Regions from separate parts of the Mus musculus genome. Here region 2 is linked to region 1. The links are chromatin loops, found by intact Hi-C in ENCODE. Cell type or tissue: heart. All regions are shown on one strand.

What was found. Hi-C counts contacts between places; a loop is a spot of excess contacts. Peaks named below come from ENCODE experiments on the same cell type or tissue, not always from the same donor. Only the 100,000 strongest peaks of a DNase experiment are listed, where the experiment ranks them.
Region 2: a loop joins it to region 1, with 4 times the contacts of the local background. A loop is called at or near these places in 3 of 42 quality-filtered maps.

What each region holds. Positions count from the first base shown.
Region 1 is chrX:6,090,165-6,095,164 of GRCm38, forward strand. Gm26618 (a long non-coding RNA gene) reads right to left here and starts at 2,392. Exons shown (of 4, transcript XR_001782831.2): 1 at 1,841-2,392. In heart, a CTCF peak has its summit at 2,185; no DNase peak of the experiment used is centred here; H3K4me3 peaks cover 1,010 bases; H3K27me3 peaks cover 961 bases.
Region 2 is chrX:5,800,448-5,805,447 of GRCm38, forward strand. No RefSeq gene overlaps it. Among named protein-coding and RNA genes, the nearest start is that of Gm39489, 53 kb to the left of the region's middle. In heart, a CTCF peak has its summit at 2,937; no DNase peak of the experiment used is centred here.

The DNA of each region.
Region 1 (5,000 bases):
CATAATTTAGAGCTCAACAGATGGGCTTAGAAGACTCTTAATTCTAACTCTTATTTAACATCTGACTTTCAACAAGTAACAGTCTTTTCAGCCCTGTTTCCGCCCCCCCCCCCTTGGGAAAAGTAGTGCAGTTCATTTCTTTGCATTGTTTTCTCCAAATTTAGCAAGACATAATTTCCACATTACTAAGTCAATTAACGTGCAAATATGACAAGATTAGAGTAAAGCTCAACTTCCAAATACTGATTAACATCAGCAAATGAAAGGTGTTAACTGCATATATTGAAACATGTATTTAATTGTTTAAAGAGTACCCTGAGTTGTGGAAAGCAATGGTACCCTGCGCTAAGTCACTCCCAATTATATTGAACAATAACTTCCAAGCTGTACCTTGCCCTGGGGCATTTTACTTTATAACACAATAGTTTCCTCAACTTTGAGTTCAAATGTCAAAGCAGGATGACTCTTTTTCTCCTTTATGCAAGTAAACAATATTTACAAATTATAAGGTACAGTCTGATAAATAACTTATTTGCACACAAGTAAGCTACAACCACCTGTGAACTTATTAAATCAAATCATGGAAACATGGACAGACAGGTATCGCAAAACCATATGAACAACACCAGGCTACAGGCCTTATCAAACACACATGACCGACAAATAATGTAAGTCATCCACCTTGTCTATAGAAGAAGGAAAAACCCCAAGGCAAGATTATGGCACATACACTGACCTATCACTTGGTCACTGGTCGTGGGTTCCAGCCAGGAAAACTGCCATAGCAAAGGACCAAGCCTCTAGCTGAAGCTCAATTTCTCCTGAAATTGACATACAACCCATTTCTAACTGGCATTCAAACAGGCCTGCCACTGGAATCTGACAATTCCGTGCCTACAACAATACACTATCATGTCATTTGTTCCGAAAATTTTGTACCTAGCACCTAAAGACACTTTTCCATACCTTTTATTAATAAAGCTCACTGTGTATACCTTCAATATTGCCTCCTTTGGACTCTGTAAGCCCTTTAACCTTTTCTTAACCATCCTGTTAACACATATACACACATTTATATATGTAGATATACATATACATGCACAATTTCATTGTGTGAATTGTATCATGTGATCTGAGAATATGCCCACAACTATAGATTGAAATCATAAGTACTTAGTAAACCAAACCCAATGAAGTTGACATAGTTGTAAATTTAATTGTTATCCATCAAACTTTGACTTTATGGAAAGGAAAGATTTCACTCTATGTTTCTGACATAACCTGCCCATGATATTATTATTTGTACATATTTTCTGTGTGAAACTTTTGCAGATTATTTCTACTGAAATCGCAATACTTTTCTTTTTCAAAATTACTTACATGATTTTAAAAACTAAAGAGGAACAAGTGTTTAAATAAAAATCATTTGCTTCTAAATTTACAACCTTCTCACAATCTCTGCAACTCCTTTAAACTCCTCACACCCTGCTTCTCAGCTCTTTATTGTGCATTTTTAAACCACAGACTTATACTGACTGTACCATACTGCAAAAATGGCCACTTCTGATTTCAGCTCCTTCGAGTAAAGAAGTTGAAAATCTACGCACGCGCACGCAAGCACACAAGCGCTGCCTTCTTAGGAGACGACGGACAAACGTGACAAACGGCTTTTTTAAAACAAAAACAAACAAACAAACAAAAAAACGCATCAAAGAACTGAGTTTGCAAGGGTAAACCACTTCAAAAGACAAAACACTGACCATACAAATACTGAATGTGCGGAATCGCAAGACAAAAGTGGATGAGCGGGAGAGTGAGGCCACTTGTCTGTGGACTTTACCTTCAGGAAAATGTCTTGTGGTCCAGGCAGCGCAGAGCAGTAAAGGGAATCAGACCAAGTGCACCTGCTGCGGAAGCTAGCTTGTGAGCAGTGATGCTCCCCTCGCCAAGTGGAGCAAGGAGGGCGGAGGCTGCGAAGTGCAGGCGCAGGCGCTGCCCCTTTCTGCAGAATCCGCAGCTATAATCCTGCACTGGGGAGGCTGCAGGGGCACAGCCCCCAACTCTGCGCCGAGCCTCAGTCGCAGCGCCACTCTACAACCCTGGACACGGAGCTTTCCGCAGGAGCTTGGCTTAGGAGCCTTTAGGGCCTAGGCCCGGCGCTGCCCGAGCGCCTCCCAGCGCTTGCGCTGCGTGCACGGGCTAGGTCATTGGTAAAGGCAGGCGGCGCAAGGAGCTGTGCATCCGCGCCCCTGATCTTTTTTTTTTTTTTTTTTCCCCCTCTGCAAAGGGGCTTTGCCTCAGCAGCTTCCAAAAGACTCCAGATCTCACCATGGACCCCAGGCTGCTGTGCTCTTGTGGGGCCAGATTCAAGGTAGCTGGGGGTAGGGGGCGGGGAGAAAGCTGCGATTCTCCCTTGGCTGTGCCGTTTGGTTTTGGTTGTGGTTGTGGCTGTGTTCTTTATTCTGCCTCACTCTGTCCCCACCCCCACCCGCAACCCCTCTGGCCATAAAAGCCAAAGTTAAGAGTCTTGACCCTGTTGAGAGGACAAAGAATGGGAAGCTCAAGTCTTAACAACTTACTAGCTTACTTCTTTGCTTCTTGGAAGTGCAAAGACCAGTCACTTGTTGCAAAAGAGGCCAAGGTGTTTTTCTTACTGTTAAAGTGACAGTGGCTAGTGCAACGACGTGTATCTGCAGTGTATCTGAAGCCACCACCACCACCCCCCTTTTCCTAAATTTCCGTCCTGATAAGCTTTTGTGTTGGTATCAAAAACCTGTGCCTTTAGTTCTGAATAATTGTATATGTATATGATTATATATAAATGAATATGGAAAAGGAGAAAAATACTATTCTATTTCAATATAGCAGAGAATAAATACGAAAATATATTTGAAATATTTAATACAAAAGGAACTGGATTTATTTCATGTATTCTGAAATACTTTCACTAAGGTTTGGTAATCTTAAAACATTTCATTTGGATTTACTTTTAGTTTTCTTATATGCTAAAATTTAGGAAATGTTCTGGATGCTGGGTGAAGAAAAGCTAACTTAAGTAGAATCTTTTCCTCAAGTGTTTCCCCTCAGTTAAGGTGAAGAATTTAAATTTAATTAGTCTAGTGCAAATGCAAAGTAGATGCACCTCCCACACCTCCAAAAGCCTTCAGGCTAAGACAGAGCAGGTATAGACTGCAAAACAAATCAAAGAAAAAACAAAGCAGAAGAAAGACCCTAGAGAACTGATTCCTTGTTAGTGTGGGGACTTCTTTGTAACCAAGAATTTCAGTTTTGAGGTTTACATTCTTAATTCTGTCATTTCGACATTTAATGATAACAAGTTGGTTTTTCTTCTTCCAAACATATTTTAGAATGTATTAATTATATAAAATGTGACTTTTATTGTGAGATTTATGTGTAATATAACATATTTTAATGATATTCATTCCCTGTAATCCTCTCATATTTTCTGCCTTCCCACATTGGCTGACTTCTTTCCAAATAAACCCCGTTCTACTGTCACGCCTTTTCTTTTTAATATAGGTTCTGTAATTGGGAGAAACTATTTCTGAGTGTGGCTTATACCACTGAATATGATTATCTAAAATTCCATCCATTTTCCTGCAAAGATATGAATTCATTTTCTGTATGGCTAAATAGTAATGCACTATAAGTCATATTTTGTCCATTCATTCATCGGTGACCACATAGACTGGTTCCATAACTTGACCCATATGAATAATTGTATAGAAAACATGGATAGGCAGATGTTTCTATTGTAAGATAGCTGGTTCACATAGTTTTATGCATATACATATTAATAACTATATTTTATTTGTATAGAGTTCATCTGTCCATTTTCCCATTGTGTCATTCATTTCTTTAGGGATATTTGTTAATTTGTTTTTATAGTTTTTAATATATTCCAGATATTAATCCATTCTCCGTTGAACAGCTGACAAAAATTTTCTCCCATTCTATAAAATACCTTTTCATTCTGTTATTTCCTTATCTGTGAAAAGGTATTTTTAAACAAGTGTACTTATTTATTTTTACACAAGGCATTAAATATTGAGTATTTTTTATATTCACATTTGTTTAATTTTAATTAGAATCTAATTACATCACTTCTTCCATTCTTTTACTCTCTGCAAGGTCTTCCATGTTCCCCTCCCTCCAACATCTCCTATGCTCCCCGCCCTCTCAAATTCATTTCCTCTTTTTCTTGTTTTACATACATGCATACTTACATAAATACACACATACATACAACCTGCTAATTCTATGTGGTGTTGCTTCTGATATCATTTTAGTACTTTGTGCTGGATAACCAATTAGGGAGCTCACCCCTGTGAGAAACTAATTCTCATTCTCTTAGCAATCATTATTTGCGTGTAGATTTTGTCTAGGAGTAGGACCCCTTGAAATTTCACCCTTCCTTGTCAGCATGTGTATTGGTATTGTCATCATTCAGGCAGCCATCTGTTCAGCTAGCAAGGTATAGCTTTGCTTTCATTTCTACACAACTCAGTCTCACAGAAGGGTTTTGGTTTTTGGTTTTTGGTTTTTGGTTTTTGGTCTCTGGCTCTTAGAATATTTTCATTTCCCTTTCTGCTATGTTACTATGTGGGCCTTAGGTACAAATGTTGTGTTGTGTTGTAGATGTATCTGGGGGAGGGGCAGGCTTCCTCTGCTCTCCCAAACTGGTCTCTACAGTATGAATAGTTGTGGTTTTCTGTAATGGTTTTCTTTTTGCTGCAAAAAGAAGTTTTGATGTGAAGGTGAGAATTACACTATTGGTTGGTATAAAGATAAGTTTCTGAATGAAGTTAGGAATTATGTTTGTCTAGTAAAATAGTGGGAGTAGTTTGATTTTGTGTGTGTGTGTGTGTGTGTTAAATATGATCCATGACTTCACAGCTTTGAGTAGTTGGCTAGGTTTATAGTACTAGGCATGATTTTCCTCCTGTGAAATGTATCTTAACACTAATCATACCAATATT
Region 2 (5,000 bases), 290 kb before region 1:
ATTTTAAGATAGATGTAGGAAGCAAAATTTCATAGAAACTTGCAATCACAGGTGAATGCAAATAGTCAAATTTTTAAGAAGTTAAAAATTCCTGAACCTTATTTTAGTGTCCCTAAACCTTGAAAGAAGGTTGGAAACCACTCCTATTTATTAAACAAAGGTGTGTGAGCTCTGACACAGCTAGATGACCGATTACATGTCCAGTCAAAGAATGGGCACACTTTTACAAGTTCATTCACATACAACAACATAGGCATAATTGTGGGGACCATAAATTTAACCTCTAACTCATGGCATTCAAATGTATAAGAAGTGTCTTCAACATATAAGAGATCTGTATCATTGTTATTCCTTGCATGGATGGAGTAATATTGTGAAAGTTTAAATATTTTAATTATCTATTATATTAGAAAGTCAAAGGAGAAGAAGTATCAGTGCCAAATCACATAAATACTGGGACCAAACACTCTCTGGAAACATGATACTAGTGGTATTGTTAAATTCTTAGAAGTCCTCTAGTATCAGCTCTCCACAATCTCTCTCTGAGATTGTATTAACCAAACATGTTTTAATTGATACATCATACTCTACAGAGAAACCAAAGTGTGGTTTAGAAATAAGAATGCTGGATGTAACGATGTATTGTTTTAATATATGAAAATGTAAAATGTTCCTGACACATGGACATATCTTGACCTCATCTTAGGTCTTAGGTTAGTTTGTGTCATTCAGTTCAGGTAAGAAATATAAGGAAAATAATTGGTTTTACACAACTTGCCCTTAGCAATTTGCAATATATGGCTTGGAATCTGAAGAGTACTTCTAGCCTCTGTTTTATGAGGTCCTTCCACTCCCTTAAAGTGTTTGCCACTGAAACAAAATTCAAAGGAAACAGTGCCCAAATCTGAAGGGAAAGCAGCCTCATGATGTTTTACCATAGACACACATGCTTCCAAGCTTACAAAACAAACATACTTATGTACCTAACACCTTGACAATAATATATAATAGAATATGAATGGCACCTCCAACTTGCATATTTCTAACTGCTTTTTGCTTTTGAAGTCAATCATTTTTCTGACATAGGTCACTGGAGGTTTATGTTGCTCATTTTCAAACTTTATAGAAAAATAATTCTCTACCATAAACATGTTTCAGACTCAAAATTTATTTAGTTACTTGATTTTGATACATATTGATGTTGTTACATGTAGATATGTTTGTGTGCATCTATAAAAAGTGCACTGTATTTATTCATTCTATCATGGATAAATATTGGTTTCCAGAAGAACAATAGCAATTATAATCCTGTGAAAGTTTCTTTAATATCTTTACAATATATTTTGTGTAATTCCATTTCATAAACAATTTGATTGTGTGATAACTAGAATTCTATGCTGATCTTGAACTGTATTGGTATTTGTACGTTCTTACACATTGCTTTGTGATTGAATCTGAACCTGAGGCAAAGCAACAAAACACTGATTAAAAAGGTATTTTTTTTACAGATTGTAGAGATATAATTCAAGATTAATCAATGGCACATTACAATGCTGTTAAAACAATATATTATTTAGGTAAGGACTTTGAATAACCTGGTACTTTTTCTTGGCTGACTAAGGGCCTGGCTGTATAAATAGGGCCTGGTACAAAGGCATGGCATTGTTGAAGAGCAGGTTGAGTCTTGGGTACAATGATGCAGAAAACAGGAACTTTTGGGGTACACTTGTAGAGATAAAGATCTCAGGCATATTCATAATTCTAAAGGACATGATCTGGCACTAGGGATGTTAGTTGCTATATGTAGAAAACTAGAGATGACTGCTTCTAGAGACCATGGGGAAAATGGTAGCTGAGATACTGACTAATGAGGCATAGAGGCCATAGGAAAGAGACGCTGTCATGAAGTCTTTGTGCAACTTGGTCATAACAGTGATGCTTCCTAGGAAGATTTGGGGGTGGTACCTGTGTCCTTGCTAGGTACAAATGAGACAAGTCAATATCTTCGAGTTGCCTCATCTTAGCTTGGTAGTCAGTCTTGAGCTCTACATATCTAAAGTTTCCATGGAGGCTGAGGCTTCTCTGCAGAATAGATTGTTACTTCTCAAGCACTGATACCATGGAGGGTGGCAAGACCTTCACTGAGTACTGAGATAGGAGGTGGCATTTTCTTTAATAGTATAGCAATTGGTAAGTTGTCTATGATCTAGTAAATAACCTCCAACTCACACACATTCAAACAACTCAGGTTAACAAACTAAACTCCGGTAAACAAATTACAAAAGAAAGCCCATAGCATCAAATAGGAGAGGACTTGTTGAGAAGAAGAATTTCAATCGGAAAAAGGAAAGAGAAGGTAGGGTGTGTGTGTGTGTGTGTGTGTGTGTGTGTGTGTGTGTGTGCCCTCATCTCTTGCCCATGTTGACTCTAGTTAAGTATGAGCTCATTGGAGATCCTAATAATTTATCATAACCTCAGAGGCCAGTGCATAGCACAGCACATACTTGGAGATGGCTACCTTTAGGGAGCACAGGCAGCTTTGATAGACTCTTTCAATGGAGTCAATGAAAGGGTCTCTACATCACTTTAATACGCAGCCACTCATACTGGTACAGACCTAGAGCCTTCTCAACAGCTGAAAATGAAATGAATAGTGGTGGGCATTGGATCAACAAACTTTATGTGCCATGGTAAGAATAAGGAACACATACAGGCCCAAGACATTAATGAAAGTGACTTGGGACCTTCCCATGGCCTGTTTGGATGCTGGGCTCACCTGCCCATGGTGCTATCTCTCTAAGGAGTAGAGTTTGGAAGCCACATGGCAAGAAAGAGCCAAAAAGTATGAAGAAAGGACACAGCAGAAGCATTGATGGCAGATGATCCAGGACCTCAAAATCTGCTGGTGTCATTACCACTGAGGAACACTTGGTGTCAGTGTCCAACACACTAGTCCTTGAGCTCAGCAAGAGTGCTTAGAGAGGCACTCATTGCTCTTTGTGGAGGACCACGGTCCAGTTCCCATCACCCATGTGATGATTTATAGCCACCTGTAACTCCAGTTCAAGGGCATCTGACACCCTCTTCTAAACTCCATGGGCAGTAGGCATACATGTGGTTCATATACATGCATGCAGTCAAAACACTCATACACATAAACACTCATACACATAAAATAAAATAAATAAATCCTTTTTAAATGTTAGGGAAACCTTTAGGATGATGTTTTCATTTTTATTTTTTTTAAATTTTGTATTCTCATATCAAATTTATTCTAGTTCTTAAGGATGCATCATAACGGGTAGTCAAAGGAACTGGAGGAAAATAGAGAATATTCTTTGATGATTGCCTTAGTTAGGGTTTTACTACTGTGAGCAGTCACCATGACCAAGGCAACTCTTATAAGAACAACATCTAATTGGGGCTGGCTTACAGGTTCTGAGGTGCAGTCCATTATCACCAAGGTGGGATCTGTCAGCACCTAGGCAGGCATGATACAGGCAGAGCTGAGAGTTCTACATCTTTATTTGAAGGCTGCTAGTAGAATACTGACTTCCAGGCAGCTAGGATGAGGGTCTTAAAGCTCACACCTACAGTGACTTACCTACTCCAACAGGGCCACACCTTCTAATAGACCAAGCATATACAAACCATAACATTGATATTAAGCAAAGAGAAACCTACAAGGGTATCAGGAATAGAGAAAGAAAGACATTTGTTTCTGCTTCAAATCCTTGAGGAGATATGACAGGTTGGAGCTCTCTATCTTATCCCATAATCAAAAGCCAAGCACTCCTATGTCTAAGTAGAGCTGCAGAAGAATTTGAAACAATGATTTGATTCTCTGACTCTTCACAGCTTACTCTTTCTCCAGCCAGTGCTTGAACCTATCACTACCATTGTCTCTCTCCTGAGAATAAGTTCCACAGCATTATAATGCAAGCTCCTGTTAAGAGAATATCTGAGGATATTGCTTGTACTTTAGTGGAATAAGGATTTTTTTGCAAAAACAAACAAACAAACAAAAAGTCCTTAGCTACTAGATTGCTAGGTTCACAAGAGAGTAAAATTGCTCTCATAAATTACTTTATTTGGTTATTTTTTATTTTGTTTTGTTTTTATCATAATCTGAGCAAAAAATGCAAACGGGTGGCCATTCCTTCTTTGGACTCCAATGCACTAGTGAAAATCATATTATCTAGGAAATTGAATCCATATCCCCAAGGATAGAAATGTTGGCTGTAAATTAACAAGGAGAATTTTAGAGTAGCTAGAGTATGACAAAGCAGATGTAAACAAAGCATAGTCATCAGAGAGCAAAATTAATAGGATTCCTGAGAGAGGAAGGAAAAACATTGCCTCAGCTTAATGACTACCCCTTGCTTCCAGGCAATGGGCTTAGGCACTAAGCTCTCAAATAGTTTCCAGCTTGTTTCCCATCTTGTCAATCTGTGTCATTGCTTGTGTCGTACTCTTTGAACTCTGGGCCCACTGAGATTTGCCCTGTACAACGAACAGGAGCCCAAAGATGCCTGTCAGGGTTAGCATGTAAAAACAGTGAACTCTCCGACATTATAGACAACAGTAAGCCTTCACTTCACATTCATCCCTCCATCTGGGGCTCTGGGATCTATGAGGAATTCGCCATGGTTAATGTCAAATCTATGGAGAGAATGGTCTGTTCTAGAAATCTCTGAATCGGGAACTCCAACAAGGCTGCTTCACTAGGACTTTGCCAGTCACTCCTGCTAGTGCTGTAAGCACTAGATTCACTGTTTTGCTGTCTGCTGCTTGCTATGTGCTCTTTTACTTAGCTGCCTCACACAAGGGAGAACACGATACTCCACCTGGGCCTCTCAATCGGGAACTCTGTTGGATACTCTCCCCCCAATTAGATAACGCTATCTGCTACTTGCTATTTGTTATTTGACTTTTGCTTGATTCTTGCTCAATAAACTTACTCATTTAAAACCATCATAGATCAGTCTGAAGATCAGTAG